Regions from separate parts of the Homo sapiens genome. Here region 2 is linked to region 1. A link is a loop called in an ENCODE intact Hi-C map of the cell type or tissue named here. Cell type or tissue: heart left ventricle. All regions are shown on one strand.

The links. Peaks named below come from ENCODE experiments on the same cell type or tissue, not always from the same donor. Only the 100,000 strongest peaks of a DNase experiment are listed, where the experiment ranks them.
Region 2: it touches region 1 in a loop (3-fold over the local background); 8 of 110 quality-filtered maps call a loop at or near these places.

What each region holds. Positions count from the first base shown.
Region 1 is chr13:102,391,820-102,396,819 of GRCh38, forward strand. It overlaps FGF14-IT1 (FGF14 intronic transcript 1), which reads right to left and starts at 2,700. Exons shown (of 4, transcript NR_036486.1): 1 at 2,535-2,700; 2 at 1,939-2,012. FGF14-AS2 (FGF14 antisense RNA 2) reads left to right here and starts at 2,759. Exons shown (of 1, transcript NR_036487.1): 1 at 2,759-3,886. It also overlaps a transcript of FGF14 not described here. RefSeq lists an enhancer at 2,606-2,835. In heart left ventricle, a CTCF peak has its summit at 2,429; a DNase peak (open chromatin) is centred at 2,742; H3K4me3 peaks cover 1,900 bases; H3K27ac peaks cover 1,437 bases.
Region 2 is chr13:102,195,253-102,200,252 of GRCh38, forward strand. It overlaps a transcript of FGF14 not described here. Among named protein-coding and RNA genes, the nearest start is that of MIR4705, 150 kb to the left of the region's middle. In heart left ventricle, a CTCF peak has its summit at 2,164; no DNase peak of the experiment used is centred here; H3K27ac peaks cover 342 bases.

The DNA.
Region 1 (5,000 bases):
CTGACTCAGTTCTCCTAGCAGACAGGGTCCTTTCTTTGCTTAAAAGTTACAACACCTGGTATACAGCAGCAATACAACTAAAGAAGATGAGTTTCAGACTACAAATAAGTGGCTGTTGAAACAAAAAGGACTACAATTATGAGATATGATTTCTCTTTTAGTCTTTAAGCCTTCTTATGTTCATATTTCTTAAAGTACAATATTATACCATGTGCTCCACACAGGAAGTGGAAAGAACAGATATTACAATCCCTCCCAAGCTACACCTTTAAGATGCAGCATTACAGATAAGGTTACCACACACTTCAGTGATCCACTATAATTGTGCAGACAACAAAATGCTACAGGAGGAAAAAAAGGCATTTTAACTACATTCATTCCTATCTAAAAAAGCACGTGTGCAAACTTACATATGTAAATTCAATAAAGTTCATACTTCCTTCTCTTTTCTTGCCAGACCTGAATAGTAAATCTGAAAACTTGGCTTTTAATTGCACTACTTGACTCCTCAAACTGAACAAAGTATTGTGTCCATAAAAACATCTGCTATTGACAAAGAATTGTACATAATCGTTTAAAAAAATCATTTTGGCATATCTTTATTGTAAAGCATTTTTTCCCAGTCCTAAGGATTTTCGGGTTTGAAATCAAGATGAACTTTTTATCCCACAGCAACTCTCCCAGAACTGTCCATTTAAATTTTAATCTAGAAAGAGAAGCTTGTCTAAGTCTCCTACTTGCTGTTAAAAGCTACCTCGGCCCCTCAATATAAACAGTCAGAAGACAGCCAACCATGTCTCAAGAAGATGGAAGTGTTCTGTTGGCAAATGGCCAGAAGACTAGCTCACCAGAACTGTCCAAATCAAAAACCTGTAATCAGAAAATTCCAGACTCCTCCTTCAACTTCCTTCCCAAATTCAAACTGGCCACTAAGATGGATGGACTTCACTTCCTCTCTAGTGCCTGTCACTGCCTTATTCTGGACCGCTCACCACTGCTCACTGCTCTTCCTCCCTGGTCTTTCCACCTTCAACCTTGCCCAACCCAGAGCTGTTTTCCACGCTGTAGTCATAATGGTTGTCTAAAGGGTAGATATGATCATGACACAGAAGAGAGCTCACGATCTGTGCCTCACTACCTTGCAACCCCACTCACTACCTGCCACTCCCTAGAAACACCCTCTATTTCTCAGTTGTACTTGATATTCTCGGTCTGCACCACAATCTTTGACGCCCCCAAAGCTTAAAGTATGCTTCTTTCTCTTCCTTGACAGCCTAACCAGTGCCTTTACCACGTGGCTAACTCTTAGTCATTCTTCATGACTCAGTCTGAGTTTTATTCCCTCCAGAAACCTTTCCATGCCCCTCTTCCTTGGCCCTATAGCACCTTGGTCCACCTACACAGAATTGTTCACCACATCATAATTGATCCTGTCTTTTGTCTTTCCTGCTAATTCCTTGAAGGAAGAACTCTTCTTCACCCCTGTATCTCCAGCATCAACAGTTCAAACACAGCAGCACTTTTTAAGTGTTTACTAAGTTTTGTTTTTTGTTTTTTTGAGATTGTAGTTACTGAAAAAGTGATAAAAAGCACGTGGACCTAAAAGAAATAATTCATAAATTTCAGAGTTGTAATAAACTCTGAAAATAATCTTTTTCAACTTCTTAATTTACAAATGAGGTTTATAAAAAAGATTTAAGAAAGATTTTTCCCAATAGCATGGATATGAGAGAAGGAAAAATAAACTAGTGAAGATACCCTCCCCTACCCCGAAAATCTTAAAACTGTCTAAGGAAAAGGTATCTGGGGAATATAATGGATAAATGGAATGCCATCTATTTCAGCACCAACCACACAATTCTATGAAGCGCATGAGGAGCTCTTCCTAGTGTCACCAGTAAAATACGCGTTTCTTCACCCAAGGCTCAAAGCTTCTACCTGTGTTTGTGCCTACAATTCCAAAACTGGCTCTTGGAACAGTCGCTTCCTCCACTGGGAAGGAGTTGCCACACCTGTAAAAGGAACAGGTTGTTTGTGATCGCTAAGGTCAACCTCTTATCTCTGATGGTCTCTGAATTTAGAGTACAATTTAAATATATAGTTAACATAGTCCGGGAGAGATACAGGGAAGGGGTGAGGGAAGTTTACTTACAATCAGGACTGGGTGTGAACGTTATGGGAACCTAGAATATTAGAGCTGGGGCTGATCTGGGATTACTCTAATCAATATCCTTCTTGTAGTAGCCGAGGGGACTGAAGCCCAGAAAACTTCAGGACCCGCCCAGGGTCTCCCAGTAGCTAGTGTGTAAGCTGAGACCAGAACTTGGCTCGTTCTCTCCCAGTCCTGAGCTTGGGCAGAATCACCAGCAACGCCAGCTCCCTTCCCTTTCCTTCAGATGGGTCTCGGGTCCAGAGCTGGCGCCCGCTAGCGGGAGGCCAGACCGGGAGGGCCAAGGCAGCCACCTGTGGCTTTCCCATCCCTCAGGTCCAGCAGTGCACATGGGGTGCCCCCGCGTCAACGCCGGAGGAGTGACCTTGCAAACCCGCGCCCCGCGGGCGGCAGAGCCGGCCGCTCACTGCCCGGTCCCCGGCCACCACGGAAGAGCGAAGATCTCTGCCAGGGCAGGAGCCCTAGCCCCGACCCGCGCCCCAAGTCTCTCCCGCGCGGCGGCTTCCGGCCGCCATGGTTTCCATAGCAACAACAGCACAAGCTGCCGGGTCCCAGAGACGCCCTAGGGTCAGAGGTCATCTCCGTGGCAACGGAAACTTCCCGCGCTACGGCGGCTCCAACGGGCCGCTTCCGCCGCATTGCGTAGCGAAGCCCCCGGCGAGCCGAGGCTGGGAGCGCGGTGATGGCCGGTCCCCGTGAGCAGAGGGCAGCGGCGGCGGGACCGGGGACTCTGGGCCAATGGGTAAAGCCAGGAGGAAGCCCGTGCCTGGCCCGTTGGGCTCCCTCCTCCTCAGAGCCGAAGCAGTCCACACTCGGAACCCAGCTTCACCCGGATTACCGAGGGGTTCCACGCCTGGAGGCAGAGCTGCAGCGTGGGCCCGCTCGCGGCTTTGCAGAAAACAAATAATGACACACTTCTCTGGAAGCCCGGGGCCTGGGCCCAGAGCCGTGGCTTCTGCCAAACTTTCTGGTCCCGGACACCAACTCCCCGCCTCTCAGCCCGAGGCCACAGCGGCCCAGCACCCTGCACCTTTTAAAGTGGCTCCAAAAAGGAGAAAGCCAAATAGATCAGGGTGGTAGGCGCGAGTGCAGGGAGCTGCGAAGTTGGAAGATTACTGCTTTTCAAACTGCCAAAGAGCAAAATACTAAGCGAGAAACTCCGTCCAAAGCAACTGGAACTCGAGGTTCTTTACTAATGAGAGTTCCAGTTACCATCTTCAGAGAAAGGAGCTCAAAAGAGGGAGTTTATTTTTTGCGGAATGTCTTCCTTGTTAAGAAGAAAATTAAAGATTAAAAAAGAAAATGAAGGGTCTGGCAACTATGAACCTAATGGTGCCCTAACGTTTGCTATTCTAAGGCCGAGAATGCCAGATGGGGAGAACGCCATGAGCTTTTGAGCTTGTGTATTTTGCGAGAGGCTCGAGTGTGAACAGTAGACTACAGGCCTTGAGACTGAGAAGGAAGCTATAAAATGTGGGCCAAGGGAATGTCTGCAGGACCGGGTTTCAGAGCACCCTATCGTGGCGGATAAAGAGCCACTAACAGCTTTTTTCTTTATTTAGTAGCCAAATTCTTGGTTGGCGCTTTGAGAAAGGAGTAAGCATTAAGCGAATTTAACCAAGTAAAATGTATCGTCCTGCCCTTTGTAGTCCCATAGTTCACTATCCTAGAGATACCTATTTTTCACTATTTTATTAAAGTGTATTGAAAACCTACCATGTGTCGTGAACAGAGTTTTTGTCAAGAGACAGTGACAAAGGCAGTGGTGCCCAGCAGTTGTTGGGTGACTTTCTTACATGATGTTACCAGACTAATCAAACAAGAACTTCACTGTTCCCTATAAAACATGTCTGCGACATTCATCCTTTTTGCCTTCAAGTTTAGGAAGTCCCTAAGAATCCCTCCTTTTGTTCCCTTCTCTTCATCATCCTACCTTTTACATTCTGACCAAAGTAAAAAAAATAGTGGCAGCTAGAGAACTACACAGGGAAAACATCAGGACATAGTTGGTCTTGATACAAAAGAGCTATTGCATCTCTAGAGGTATACGGGGAGCTGAGAAGTCTCCCTCAGAAAACTCCATGCCCTTCAGTACCCGGGTTCAACACATAACTAAACCTTGTACCTGGTACACAAGTCCTAAGGAACACCACACAGACTATGGCAGTGAGCAGGCAGATGTGTAAATAGGTGTTTCCCTGTCCCTATTTACAGGAGGTAAATAGTATTACCTCCACAGTCCCTCCTGGAGGTAATACTGAGTTGGGCTCAAAGGTTTTATTAAAAATAGGCACAGTGCAATGACTTGTTTAACACTGAAGAGAAGAGCTCCTGTTAGACTGTTCAAACAGCCCAACTGTTTCCCCTTAAGGCAAAAGACACTATTTTGAATAAATGCTTCCATTTTGAGACATCTACGTGGTATTTATAGAAGGCGTATGAGTCAATTTGAGTGAGGTATGATGCCAAAATGTGCAAAGGAGTGAAAACATTGGTTGTTGTCCTTGTTACCATATGTATAAAAACACTTCACAAAAGTCTCCAATGTTTGTGTTGCTAAAACATGGAAGACTGGGTTCGAACATTTTAAAGGAATGGTTCATTGTAGGAAACGTGAAGTATAGTATAGAATTAGCTTTAGCACTTTCAGAAAGTACTGCATCATTTGAACAAATTTTCTCAGTTATGGATGCTGTCTAAGATGAGAACAAGTTGTACAGCCAAAGTCATCTTCATTGTTAAAACTAAGTTTAGATTATCATGCATTGAATTTTACACTTATTAACTGGGATATACATTTCAAAAAAGAAAAATCTACTCTCCCAACAAG
Region 2 (5,000 bases), 200 kb before region 1:
CCTGTTTATTTAAAAGGTAACTATACAAATCAACAACTATAAAATGGTGCTGATGGACTTATAATCTGTAAATATTTATTCTTATATAAGAGCACAAAGAAAGGGGGAAAAGTAGAGCTATGTAGCAGCAAAATTTTATATACCACTGACATTAAATTGGTATTGATCCAAACTAAATTGTTAAGATACTAGTTATAATCCTCAGAGCAACCATTAAGAAAAGAATGTAAAAATACAATTAAAGAAATATTAATATTAATGGAATTAAAATGTTATACTAGAAAACATCTATTTAGCATAAAAGAAGAAAATAATGGAAAAAGAGAGAAACAAACAAACAAAAAAAGACATATAGAACACATGTGCCTGGACAACATGGTGAAACCCCATCTGTACAAAAAATACAAAAATTAGTTGAGCATGGTGGCCAATTGGAGGCTGAGGCTGGTGGATCACTTAAGCCCAGGAAGCAGAGGTTGCAGTGAGCCAAGATCACACCACTGCATACAAGCCTGGGTGACGCAGTGAGACCCAGTCTCAAAAAAAAAAAAAAAAAACTCAAATCAAAACAACAGTAAAAAAAACCCACATGTGGCAAAATGGCAGATGTAAAGCTTACTTTATCAGTAATTATACTAACACAGAACATTACATTTGGATAATGATTTTTCTGATTAAATTTGTTGTAGACAGACAGAAAACAGAATTAGATCAGTATTGAGATTACAAAGTGGCATTAGCAACAAGCAAGGAATTGAATCCACAAATGTCTCTTTGGAGAGAGGAAGCAGGATGTATGTGTCACCTCTTAATAGATTCATCAGGATAAACTAAACAGCATGTTCAAAAAGTTTATAGGATTGGCAAATAATGTTTTGGTAAAGTCATTAGAAACCATACAATAGCTATTATGATGATAATTTACAGCCGTGACAATCGTCTAGACAAGAGAATTAAGACATTACTGGTTCCAATTTTAATTTGAAACAAAGCTAACCGTATCATATTAAGTGCCCTAGTCTTGTGGCCTCCAGCCACTGGGTGAAAATGTTAAATTCATTTGCTATTTTTCCCAGAAGAGCTGACAGAAGTAGGCAGGGGTAGGAGAAATGAATGAGTCAATTGTAAAGAAATTTGGATTCAAGCAAAAAAGCCTCAGGAAAGAAAAAAAAATCCTTCCTGCTGCAGCAATGTTATCCAAACAGTGGGGTTCTCAGTTTGCCTAGTACTGAAGGACATCTGATAAACAGCCTCTGGTAAAGAAAAAGGTAGTGGTTTATCTTTTTAAAATTTTTATTTTATTTTTCATTGACCAATAATAATTGTATTTATTTATAGCATACAAGGTGATGTTTTGATATATGTTCACAATGTTGAATGATTAAATCAGACTAATTAACAAATTCATCACCTCACATATAATTTTTTGTGGCAAAAACATGTCAAATCTACCCTTTTAGCAATTTTGAAATATGTAATGCAATCGTATTTATTATAATCACCATTTTGTGTGAAAGATCACTAAAGGTTACTATTCCTGTCTACCAGAAACTTTGTACCGTTTGATCAACATCTACCCCCTTTCCATCCATCCCCCTTTGTCAGGCCCTTTTCAGAGATAAATCACTGGTGGAGACTAGAATGACTGTTACCAGTGGTTTATCTTTGAAGAGTCCACACCTGAGTCCAGATTTTGTTTTTTTGGTTTTTTTTTTTCTGCTCTTACAATGTAAACTTAAAGCAAGATGGACTCTAGTGGTCTCAATGATAAGGAGAGAAAATAGAAAGGAAAGACCTATTTCTGTGAGTAGTATCTGCTAGGATGGGTTCTCAGGACACAGTTATAGACATTCCATTGTAAGAACAGGTATTCATTTACATTTGATGAATGTACAAATCAACCACATTTAGTTTTCCTATTGAGGTTTTATCGTACTCTCTCCAAGCCAATGACTTCTTCACATTCTCCTTTTGGCCCTTCTAAAGTGGATATCAAGTCAAAGTATGAGGTAGTGCATTTCAGAATCATGAGTAGGAAACAATTTCAAGACCCAGAGCCTAACCCCTTTACCAGCACCAAGTACTACTGCCCTAGACCCAGGGGTACACTGGAAGGTATCCTGGCCTGGAAAGTACAAATTGAGCTCTAGGTGGGGCTCTTGCTTTTCCTGAGACCTTGGCCAAGTCACTCAACTTTCCTGACTCTCTCAGTTTCTTTACCTAAAAAAGGAGGAAGATGAACTGGTTGAGCTCTCTTGCATCTTTAGAATTTGGCGGTTTTAGATGCCCCTATCATATAAAATAAATCTCTCAATTCCTTTAAAATAAATATATTTATGCATAAATAATTATATATTTATACATAATAAAGCCATAAATACAAATATCAATATATTTACACATATATAGATACATATTGATATCTTTTATATGTAATTATATATACATACGTAGCATAACACACGTATAGATATACATATGCTATATAAACAAAATATATTATGATAAAAGTGTTTTGAAACAGTCTCCCAACAGCCCATCCAAAATAGTTTTAGATCATTACAAAATTATTTCAGGGTCTCAGAATCAAAACACAGAAAAGCCTCACGGTACACAGTAGCCCACTCCTGATTTGAGATGGCATTAATCAATGAGAAACCTCTAAATAGAGGGCAACCAATATTGTGAAACATGCTGTCTGAGTAGAAATAGCCTCAGAAATCATGGCGAAGCAACACTTTTCTTTTTTCACTCTCTAGCCATGGTCCTCTTCTAACTGGGCACCGACTCTTTCCTCCTCTCCCAGCTTTATCCTTCCCCTACCCGCCCTGGCGCAGAGTTGTCATCTTATGACTCTGGAACCCCCTTGCAATGTGCTGTTTCTGTACCTCACCTCTTGGAGGTAGATGTTGCAGTGGCAGCCTCAAACAGGGATGCTTTTTTAGGCACCATCGGAAGCCACAGCACAGTGCTAGGCAAGAATCAGAGGAATAAAACACAATCTCCTGGAGCTGATGGTCCAGTTGTCCCAACTGGAAAACGAAGTTAGACCACAGTGGTATGCAAAGTGTCTTCTGACTGTAGAATTCTCAGACAAATGAATGCACACCAGTGCCAAATATAACACATTAATTTTAATTGTAGCCCTCTAGAGAGGATGACCTAGCCACTGAGTGAAGATTTCAGGCAGGTGGGCCTTTCTGTTTCCACCGAAATTATATTATATTGGCAGCCACCTAGTCTTAAAATTGCCTTTAGGAAGGCGTAGGAGACTGAATTGGAAAATGCAGCCAGGCAATTTATGGGAAAATTGAACGGAGCGTCCCTCTGAGTAAGGAGACAGGGCGTGGTAATGTCAGTCCTCCTTCTAAAGACCAGAGAAAATTTCTGTTCCACCTGATAAACTCTGTATCCTTTTGGACTTTGTAAATATTGCACTTGGAATTGACTGTCATTTAAATATTGAGAGGAAATCTGCCAAAGTTATTTGATTAGTCAAATGCTTTAAAGATTCATTAAAATACCAACCCTGTGGGATGAGGGGAGGTATTTTATTCAATGCCTTCCTCATGTGGTATCTCTGACATGGCTTATGGACATCCTCAGTAGTTCCAAAGGGATTAAATGTTTAAGTTCCTGGAACAAATGGAAAGTGCTTACTCCTCACTCTTTGTCAAACTCTAAAACTACGACTGCCTCAGTGAAACCCCCAATATCCTTATGTCTAAATGTCACAATGATGATGCAGGTCTTGAAATATACAAAGAACTGGCTTAAGCTGATATAAATCAGAACCTGAAACACTATTATTTCACTACTACAAATAGTTTAAAGTTTGTAAAGATGTGTAGGTGGTTCTTAGTTTTATTATCTTTGCTGTGAGTCACTAATATTGCTTCATAGTGGAAACTGTCCATTTAAACTAAAATAAATCTTGTCCACAGAGAAAGCTGGTATTGGTTGCTTTTTAGTTAAAACAGTGTAAAGCCTTGGTTTAATAGAGAGTTCGTCTTTCTTCTGAGGAATTAAAACATGTTCATACAATAGATTATCTTTTTATATCTTTCCTTCTACCACTTTACCTCTAATACTAGGATAACTAGCTAACATTTAATGAATGATTTCTAAATGCTAGGTGGTGAGTTGGTGAGTTAAAGTGGCTTTCTATGGATTATTTGTCTTCAGAACAACCCAATGAGCCAGGTACTTTTGTGACTTGATGAAGATAAACAACTTGATTAGGTAGCAAACCTAGTTAGTCATGGAGCCAGAAACCCAATCTTTGACACTAGACTAGATGAATTCATTACAAAGTCTTTCCAAAGGGTCCGTCTATCCAGCCTCTTCTTTTTCATATTTTCCCTTAGGCATTTTCTGTTTGGAGAGTACAAAAGACCTCTAACCCACCTCTCTGATCCCATGCTGTAACCCACTCCACAGCCAGTCTACACTCTAATCTCACGCACTGCAATATATTCACTCATGTAATCCAATCCTTCAGAAAAATCCAAACTCACACATCCTTCGCATTCACAATTTTCTTCTTTCTCAGTGTGCCACATGCCAGACTTTAGAGCGTGTTTCTCTCCCTATCTGAGACCCCATCTTCTTCTGCACCTCAAACCCACTTCCTCCAAGCAAGCTTTCCACAGCACTTACTAGGCACATTACACTTTGGGGATGCACCCTTGTCCTGGATTAAGAAAATAATGTATGCTGCAATAGAAAGATCACAGGGCTTAGCATCCAGAGACAGGTGTTAAAATCCTGTTTCACTTGCAATTTTACTTAATATCATGTGGCCTCAGTGTTGTCATCTGTGATGGGGAGTCATTACTATCTGCCGCATAGAGTTGCTAATAGGGATTAAATGAAATTGTGAACACACACACACATATATGCACACACACAAATATATGTATATATTTATATGCATATACTTTCACATATGTAGAATTTCATTTAATCCTTGTTATATTTATGCATGAATATATGTGCAT